Linked DNA regions of Homo sapiens: all the other regions are linked to region 2. The links are chromatin contacts, found by Hi-C or POLR2A ChIA-PET in ENCODE. All regions are on one chromosome and are shown on one strand. Each heading gives the region's core, a stretch centred on a gene start or an enhancer-like site at or near the end of the contact. The rest is flanking DNA. Distances are from core to core; before and after follow the strand shown. Region 1 holds the start of SLC2A1-DT (SLC2A1 divergent transcript). Region 2 holds the start of BTBD19 (BTB domain containing 19). Region 3 holds the start of NSUN4 (NOP2/Sun RNA methyltransferase 4).

What was found. Hi-C counts contacts between places; a loop is a spot of excess contacts on that map. ChIA-PET counts read pairs that join two places held with the same protein, here RNA polymerase II (POLR2A). Pooled maps may share reads with other maps.
Region 1: a map of CD8-positive, alpha-beta T cell shows a loop between it and region 2 (6-fold over the local background). The contact joins the promoter of SLC2A1-DT here to the promoter of BTBD19 in region 2. A Hi-C loop is called at or near these places in 1 of 168 maps with a recorded cell type or tissue (CD8-positive, alpha-beta T cell), 1 of 37 single-sample maps with no recorded cell type and 8 of 50 pooled maps. POLR2A ChIA-PET finds 5 or more read pairs at or near these places in 2 of 52 experiments (WTC11 and naive thymus-derived CD4-positive, alpha-beta T cell).
Region 3: a loop to region 2 is called in a map with no recorded cell type, with 11 times the contacts of the local background. The contact joins the promoter of NSUN4 here to the promoter of BTBD19 in region 2. A Hi-C loop is called at or near these places in 4 of 37 single-sample maps with no recorded cell type and 5 of 50 pooled maps.

Annotation. Positions count from the first base shown.
Region 1 is chr1:42,957,668-42,960,367 of GRCh38, forward strand. SLC2A1-DT (SLC2A1 divergent transcript) reads left to right here and starts at 1,382. Exons shown (of 4, transcript NR_033967.1): 1 at 1,382-1,910. It overlaps SLC2A1 (solute carrier family 2 member 1), which reads right to left and starts at 1,201. Exons shown (of 10, transcript NM_006516.4): 1 at 967-1,201. The coding sequence starts at 984. RefSeq lists silencers at 322-961, 1,092-1,501, 1,374-1,557.
Region 2 is chr1:44,807,241-44,809,940 of GRCh38, forward strand. It overlaps BTBD19 (BTB domain containing 19), which reads left to right and starts at 1,283. Exons shown (of 8, transcript NM_001136537.3): 1 at 1,283-1,666. The coding sequence starts at 1,581. DYNLT4 (dynein light chain Tctex-type 4) reads right to left here and starts at 111. Exons shown (of 3, transcript NM_001377534.1): 1 at 85-111. RefSeq lists enhancers at 1-280, 1-1,073, 548-797, 1,132-1,981, 1,178-1,547 and 1 more.
Region 3 is chr1:46,339,404-46,342,103 of GRCh38, forward strand. NSUN4 (NOP2/Sun RNA methyltransferase 4) reads left to right here and starts at 1,404. Exons shown (of 6, transcript NM_199044.4): 1 at 1,404-1,516. The coding sequence starts at 1,424. RefSeq lists enhancers at 1-604, 1,265-1,474, 2,602-2,691.

The DNA of each region.
Region 1 (2,700 bases), core at 132-2,631, 1.8 Mb before region 2:
GTTGAAAAGAAATCGCTCTGCGGACGCTACAAAGATGCCCTGCAGGACAAGCCCACTTACACAGAAAAAAAGAAATCCTATCTAGGGAGTTGTTGGTCCCCAGAGTCCCCATCCCTCATTCCCCAACCCCGTGGCGTGCGCGCTTCCCGCTAGACTTCAGCCTGGGGCTCTTTCCTGGCCCCCAGATCCCCCGCCCCTCCGGTTGCGCTCCCCGCCTGGCCCCGAGGGTAAACCTGCCTCCGCGGAACACATCTCCGCGAGACTGGGCCAAAGCTTTGGGGCCTGCACTCCTCGCAAAGGAGAGCCTCCGAGACCGGAGGTTCATCTCAACCCCCGCGTTCGAGCCCGGGCCTGGAGAAAAGTGCCCTCCCCTCGGCCTCGGCCTCGTCACCGCGGGGGACTGGCGGGAGGAGTAGGGGAGGCCGGTGGGACACCTCGCACCAGGCCGCCCACCTACAGGGGCGTCCGGGCTAGGGGAGCAGACGGAGAGCGGGGGCGGCTCCTGACTCCTCCGCGCGCCGGGGCCGGGGCCGGGCCGGGGGCTCGGCCCGCTCAGCCAATGGGCGCCGCGCTCGGGCCCCCTCCCCCGCACCGGGAGGGGCCGAGGCTGGGCTGCTGCTGCCGAGGTCGTGTGCGACGTGCCGCTCCCGGGCCCTGTGTCCCCAGCCCCAGCAGGGCCGCGTGGACGGCGCGGCGCCCCCGGAAGGAGGCCATGTGCTCAGTGCCGGCGCCAACTACGCACGCGGCGCCCTCCGGCCCGCTAGATCCGAAGCCCATCCCCACTGCGGCCAGCGGCCCGGCGGGGCGCTGCGCTCGGGACCCGCACCGAGCCAGGCTCGGAGAGGCGCGCGGCCCGCCCCGGGCGCACAGCGCAGCGGGGCGGCGGGGGAGGCCCTGGCCGGCGTAAGGCGGGCAGGAGTCTGCGCCTTTGTTCCTGGCGGGAGGGCCCGCGGGCGCGCGACTCACCTTGCTGCTGGGCTCCATGGCAGCGCTGCGCTGGTGGCTCTGGCTGCGCCGGGTACGCGGGTGGCGACGGGCGTGCGAGCGGCGCTCTCCCGCTCAGGCTCGTGCTCCGGTCCGGGGACTCCCACTGCGACTCTGACTCCGACCCCCGTCGTTTGGTCTCCTGCTCCCTGGCGTGCTCACTCGGGGACCCGCGACTAGCGACCGGCACGCTCGCTGTTGCTACCTCTTGCCTCTTGCCAGAGAGCGCGCGGACCGTAGCGTTTATAGGACCCCGGCCATTGGCTGGCGACGCCGGTGTGTCAGGGGTGTGTGGGCAGGACCTCGGGGCGGGGCCTGGGGCCCAGCCTGTCCTGGGCGGCGCTCTGCGGGGAGGGGGTGAGGGGAGTGGCCGGGGCCGGGGCCCCCCCTAACCACTGCCTCGCTCAGGCTGCCGATCGGCTCGTTCTCTCTGCGTTGGGACCGCGGAGGGCATTCGCTGTGTGACTCAGGGCAAGTGTGCGCACCTCTCTGAGCCTCCGCGGCCTTCTCTAGCAAAATGGTGGAGCCGGTACCCGGCTGTAAGGCAAGCTGGGATGCGCGGAGTAGCGGGTGGAAAGCTGGACTGGAGTTCTCACTCGGCCGCTGGGTGACTTCGGTGCACTAGGGATAGTAACAGTACCACCTCGTAGGGTTGTAGAAAGACCAAGTGAGTTAATATTTGTAAAGTGTTTAGAACAGCGTCTACTGCATGGAAAGTAGTATTTATTTGTTAGAGAGACTCCAGGAGGTCTTGCCCAGGGATTGACTTCTCCCTTCCCTGTCTCCACCCCCCACATTCCCGTTTGTGAGCCAAGCCTTGCTTTTGCACCGGCCGGGCTCTCTTGCCTGGAAATGCATACCCATCTCAAACCTGGGCTTTAAAATCACCTCCTCTGGGACGCCTTCCTCTACTTCTCACAGTTCAGGTGAGTCTATGGTGACCTGTAAGTGTGGAAAATATGAAAGGCAGGCTAACTGACTGACATGATAGGACATTAAGGACATGATAGACCTCGGGTTTGAACCAGCTCAACTGTATACTGGCCCGGCCGCGATCCTGGGCGAGTTCCTGGCCAGTGAGGCTGTTTTCGTTTTTTTCTTTAATTTTTTTTTTTCTCAGACAGAGTCTCGCTCTGTCGCCCAGGCTGGAGTGCAGCGGCACGATCTCGGCTCACTGTAACCTCCGCCTCCCGGATTCAAGCAGTTCTCTGCCTCAGCCTCCCGAGTAGCTGGGATTACAGGCGCCCGCTATCACCCCTGGCTAATTATTTTTATTTTTAGTAGAGACGGGGTTTCACCATTTTGGCCAGGCTGGTCTTGAACTCTTGACCTCGTGATCCACCCACCTCGCCTCCCAAAGTACTGGGATTACAGGCGTGAGCCACTGAGCCCGGCCGAGGCTGTCTTCTTATGAGTAAATGGAATTCCCACACCAATCTCATTGCTATCAGGAGAGGTGCAATTTCCAGATAAGCTCATGAAGTGTTTAGCATGGAAGTTCTCATTTACTGGTTGGTGGTATTGTTGGTTTATTTATTTAGTCTGTTAGTAAATAAATAAATGCTGGTCTCAAACTCCTGGGCTCAAGTGATCCTCCCACCTTAGCCTCCGTAGTAGCTGGGAGTGCAGGCATGTGCCACTGCACTGGTAGTGGTATTGCTATCATCTGACTTCACCTTATTTCCTCTAGACCAGTGCCTTACTTGAGACACAGTG
Region 2 (2,700 bases), core at 33-2,532:
CTTCTGCCTTTGGCCTCTGATCCCACTTCCTCCAGAATCAGTTCTGAGATGGCTGCCCTCTGCTCCCGAAACTCCCTCAGGCACCTGAGTCACCCGCAGGCTTTGGCTTCTGAGTTCTGTCCTGGCTGCACAGCCCTGGCCCCGCTGGCCTGAAGGGCAAGTGGGAGGGGAAAGACCTGTGTTGTGGAGTTGCCATGGGTTGCTAGAGCAAACACTCCTCCCTCCCAGGATCCCTCCCTCCAGTCTGGCTCTGGCTTAACCTGAGAGCATTGTTGCTGTGAGCATGTGCTGAGCATGGGGTGCCCCTGAGTCATCAGGGAGAGCGGCCGACAGGGTCTTGCAGCTTAGAGGCAAACTTCCTAAGCGCAGGCAACAGAGGGGCAGATGTAGAGCAAGGCTGTGGTCAGAAAGGCTTTGTCCTACCCCAGGACTCTTGAGCCAGGGCCCATTTTCTCCCCTTGTGGAATGGCCAGATGACTGGCCATTCGTGAACAAGTCACAGAGGCCTAGGTTAGGGGGAGATCTTGAGGCTGCGGGGGTGGTGGCTCAGGAATCCAGAGTCTGGGCCCACAGGAAGGAACACGTCATGGCTCTGTTGTCTCCCCATCGGCCTCGACAAGGACAAACATTTCCGCTCCCGGCGCAGAGTTAGGGTGGGGCTTGGATGACTTCCTCAGTTCAGGGCTATGTGCGGGGGAGGGGAGGCCCACTGGCTCAGCTGGTAGGCACCAGGCCTTATAAAGTGGCAGTGACTCGGCAGTGAACCCCGAGTCCAGCCTCGTGACCTTTGCTGACCCAAGTGTCCTGGGGCTTGTCCCTAGCTGGCTACACCTCTAGTACCTAGGTTTCCCCAAAGTTACATTTCAGAGATGGCAGAGGCTGTGACACCTCTGCCAGGGCTGACAACTCATGTGACTCCTCCTCTGGCAGGGATGGGACTGTCCCCTCCCAAACAAGCCAGGTCGGGGCCCTGACCCATCTATGGGGGCGAGGATTTTCCCTGTTGAGTGGGGGTTTCCCCGGCCTGGCTAACCGGATCCTGACCCTGTGTGCCTGTGGAGGAGGGAAGGGTTAGGAGGGCAAGGAGTTTGAACTCTGAACCTAGGGCAGGCTCAGCTTCGGGGGCTAAGACCCTCGTATGGCGCTTAATGCCCCTCTAAGGGCTGAAGTTTTCCCTGGGCCTGCCCGGGAGATGGGTGGAGTCTCTTCTCAGGCCAGCTCCAGTTTCCATGGAAACCCACAGGCTTCCCACCCCGTCGGCTGCCTGGGCAGACTCCCAGCCAGGGCCTCTTTCGCCGCCGCCGCCGCCGCCAGCCAGCCAGCTTCTTCCCAGGACCATAGGCCACTCCAGCCTCAGCTTCTCCTGGCCCCCTCCCTGTGTCTGTTCCTGTCCCCGAGCCTCTGGCCTCTGATGCCTTCAGGAGCTTGGGCCTCTCCTGCTCCACTCCTAAACTTCAGCTTCTCAGCAAACAGGCCTCCCAAGTCCCTGCTTCTCCCTCTCAGGCCTTGCTAACCTCACCAGCTCTAGGGCCTGGCCAGGCCTCCCAGGCTCCCTCCTCCACCCCAACCCCTTCTCACTCATGGAGCCCTTGGGACTGGTCGTGCATGGGAAAGCTGAACCTTTTTCCGCAGCACTCCGAAGCCTTGTCAACAACCCGCGATACAGGTGAGGGGTGGGCCCTGCCTGCGGGTTTTTCTTAGCTGGCTCTGTGGGCCCCAGGACTCTAAGGAGGCCCTGGTGAGAAGAGGCTGGGAATTAGAACTTGGCCATCCTCCCTGGTGAACTTAGGCTATGGGGAGGTCAAATGTGGAACATGGCTACTGGTCACTCAGTGTCTGTGAGACCCTGAGGGCCAGAGGCAAGGCTGGCGGGGTGGAGCTGCTGTGTGAGCTCAGGCAAAGCCCTTCCTTCTTTGGACTTTGGCCCCTGGCAGAAGAAAATGATTCTCAGCCCCTGGGATCCTTAGAGATGGTGGGTCATGATTCCCCTCCTCCCTCCACTCACTCAGCTTGGTATTGAGGCCTCACTGCTAGAAGAAGAGGAACAGATGACCTGTTCTGGGAACTGAGGCTTCACAAGAAGAACAAAGCTCCAGAGATTGAGCCATAGTCCCTGACAGGAAGCCTCGGGGGTGCTGGCTGCTCCCTGCTGGCCGGGATGCCAGTGGTGTCTGAAACCAGGGGTAGAGTTTACAGGAGGCCGGGCTGCTCAGGAGAGCTAGAATGAAGTTCTCTGTCCTCATGGTCTCAGATCTGAGCTCTTCCCCAAAGGGTGGTGACTTCCATCACCCTGCTTCTTTGGGGTCACAGTCTGGTCTGGGTAATGTGAACCCCCCAGGCTTTGGACCTGGGACTAAGAGGCTCTAGGAGGCTCCAGCCTCATCTGCCTCCTATCCCCTGCCTTGTTCAGAGGCCCAGAGCTGGGGCCGGAAGTGATCATGAAGATGGAAACTGTGGTCTGGCTCATGATGGTGCATCACTGCTGTGTCTGTTTGCAGTCGTTGTGCACTCTGTGCCCCACACCCCCACACCCTCCTGTCTGGAGGAGGGCTGAAAAAAAGCTGAGTTTGCAGCTGGTGGAGGAGGAGCCAAAAGAAGCTTCCCTGCCCCCAAGACTCAGGCTGGGGAGGAGAGGGGAAGGTGGGATCAACCTTGCTTCTATTAGCCCAGATGCCCCTCAGTAATCAAGCATAGTCATCT
Region 3 (2,700 bases), core at 154-2,653, 1.5 Mb after region 2:
GATCCACCCACCTCGGCCTCCCAAGTGCTAGGATTACAGGAATGAGCCACAGTGCCGGCCAGCCTTTTTCTTGAAAAATGAACAAAGTGAGCCTGTCACTTCAAGGAAAATAACTGACAGTATTTGTTGCCAATAAGAAAATTCCAAAATTCCACATTCAAATGCCAAATAAGAAAAAGCTTTCGGCTGGGGGCAGCGTGAGCCACCGCGCCCGGCCAAGTTTTGTATTATTTTTCTTAACTATGTCTTCTCAAATTGCGGAAGCGTTAGGCCCCACAACATTTGACATCACCAGTAGGGATCCAGTGGAGAGGAGGGACATGATCAGAAACTGTGTTTTTAAATGATCATTCAACAGCCAATTATCAGGGTGGGTAGGAGTGAGGCAGGGAGATCAAAAGGCAGGGAGATTGGCTGGGATTACAGGCATTGTTACCAGAAAGGGGTCCCGATCCGGACCCCAAGAGAGGTTCATGGATCTCGCACAAGAAAGAATTCAGGGCGAGTCCGCAATGCAAAGTGAGAGCAAGTTTATTAAAGTACAAGAATAAAAGAATGGATAGTCCATAGATAGAGCAGCTCCAAGGGCTGCTTGCCCATTTTTATGGTTATTTCTTGATGGTACGCTAAACAAGGGGTGGGTTATTCACGCCTCCACTTTTTTTTTTTTTTTTTTTTTTTTTGAGACGGAGTCTCGCTTTGTCGCCCAGGCTGGAGTGCAGTGGCGCGATCTGGGCTCACTGCAAGCTCCGCCTCCCGGGTTCACGCCATCCCTCAGCTTCCCGAGTAGCTGGGACTGCAGGCGCCAGCAACCTCGCCCGGCTAATTTTTTGTATTTTTGGTAGAGACGGGGTTTCACCGTGTTAGCCAGGAGGGTCTCGATCTCCTGACCTCGTGATCTGCTCGCCTCGGCCTCCCAAAGTGCTGGGATTACAGGCGTGAGCCACCACGCCCGGCCAGGTCCCGAAACTTAAGCTTCATTTGTTTCACTGCAAATCTGCTTCTGCCTACAAGCCTGGTCTCATTTTCCTCTACCTAAGGATCTTCCTCCATGCAATTTCGGCCTAGGAGGCCCTTCCCGCCCCTTTTCGCCTAGCTAACTCTTTCGGTACTCAACCACCAACTCCTAATCCTCCCTGGTCCCCCAAGTGGGCTAGGGGCTTCTTGGGAGTCCCTCGCACTGCTCTAAGCATCCAGGCAGAGTCATTATTCCGGGTGCCAGGTTGCTCTTTTTCCAGCAGCCTTCAGGGGACTCCTGGCTGGGCGGAGTCTGTAGAGGCGCGCGGAGTCCTGGGAGAGCGTCAGATGTATTTCCTTTCCCTTTTTTCGCTCGTGTCCCGCCGGGTGGCGCTCACCACCTCCCCGGAACACGCGAGTCTCCTGTCGCGGTTCCGGTCGGAATTACCCCGTGGAGCACGCCGATATGGCTGCGCTGACACTGAGGGGTGTCCGGGAGCTGCTGAAGCGTGTGGACCTCGCGACGGTCCCGCGGAGACATCGATATAAGAAGAAATGGGTAAGGTCCGGCTGGGGGCGCAGGAGGGAAAAGTGAGGGTGGAAACTTCTCCAGTCTTTCCGTTTCCCGGCCCTCTAGAACGCCTAGCGTCTTTCCCAAGCACTCCACGGAACGTCCTTAGGCACCTCCCTCTCTCGTCTTTTCCGTCACCGCCTCTGTCCGCACTCTATGTCCCGAGCGTTAGTGTCTTCCACTTGTTACGTCTGCAGTCTCCTGACTCCGCCCAAGTTGCGTCATCACCTTCGCCTTCATTCTTTTAGTGATGTCACTGTCTCTTGTTCCCCAGCTGTGTCCACCTACCTTTCTGTCCCCCACTCCCCCTTTTACTTCCCTCCCTCCCCTCCCCCTTTCCCTTGCCCATTCTTCCCCCACATGACTTCTCCTTTCCTCATTGATTTTCCAGCCCGGTCGCCCTCACCCCTCGGAAAATACCATAGCGACCTTGCCTGCACTCCTGGGTCTCCGCCGCCTTGCAGGAAAGGATTCAGCCCCTTCCTCAACCTCGAGCTGCCTCTGGCGACCGGGCAAGGTTACAGCGACCACCCTGTCCATACTGCCGGCCCAAACCCTGGCAAAAGGTGCAACGAATCCTCTCATCCTCTGGACTCTCCTTGCTTCTCCAGAGACCCTTTTTCTTGCCTCACTGGAAGCCCTGGAATTTCTTCTATGACCGGCACGCCCCCCTGCCCACCCCAGCCGATTCCCTCGCCACCTCCACCATCTCTTCCACCCCCACAACCTTCCTCGCACTCAGGGAGATGGTCTTTTGAGTCCTCTTCCCCACTCCTGGAAAGGACCTACTGCCGCTAGCCCTGCCACTCGGGTTCCCCACTCTCCAGCCCTTATTTTGAGCAGTTCAGCATTCCGGGGTCACCCCCTCTCTGTCAGCGGACACCTTATTGCAGCTGGATGAGTCCCTCCAGAATGCGGCGTCCCTGTCTTCAAGGCACGTACTGTGACCAGCACACTAATCTCTGTTACTCTAGCGGATGGCCTTCAGCTTTTGGAACCAGCCCGGCAACCTCCTTTCCCCTTGCTCATCAGTCCCCGGGAACGAGCCCAGTGACCTCCCCTCAGCTCACTCATGTACCCTTGGAAACTGGACCCATGATTTCGCCTCCTCCTACACATAGGACCCCGGGAACTTGCCTCACGATTTCACCTCCTCTTGCTCGCCGGCCGGT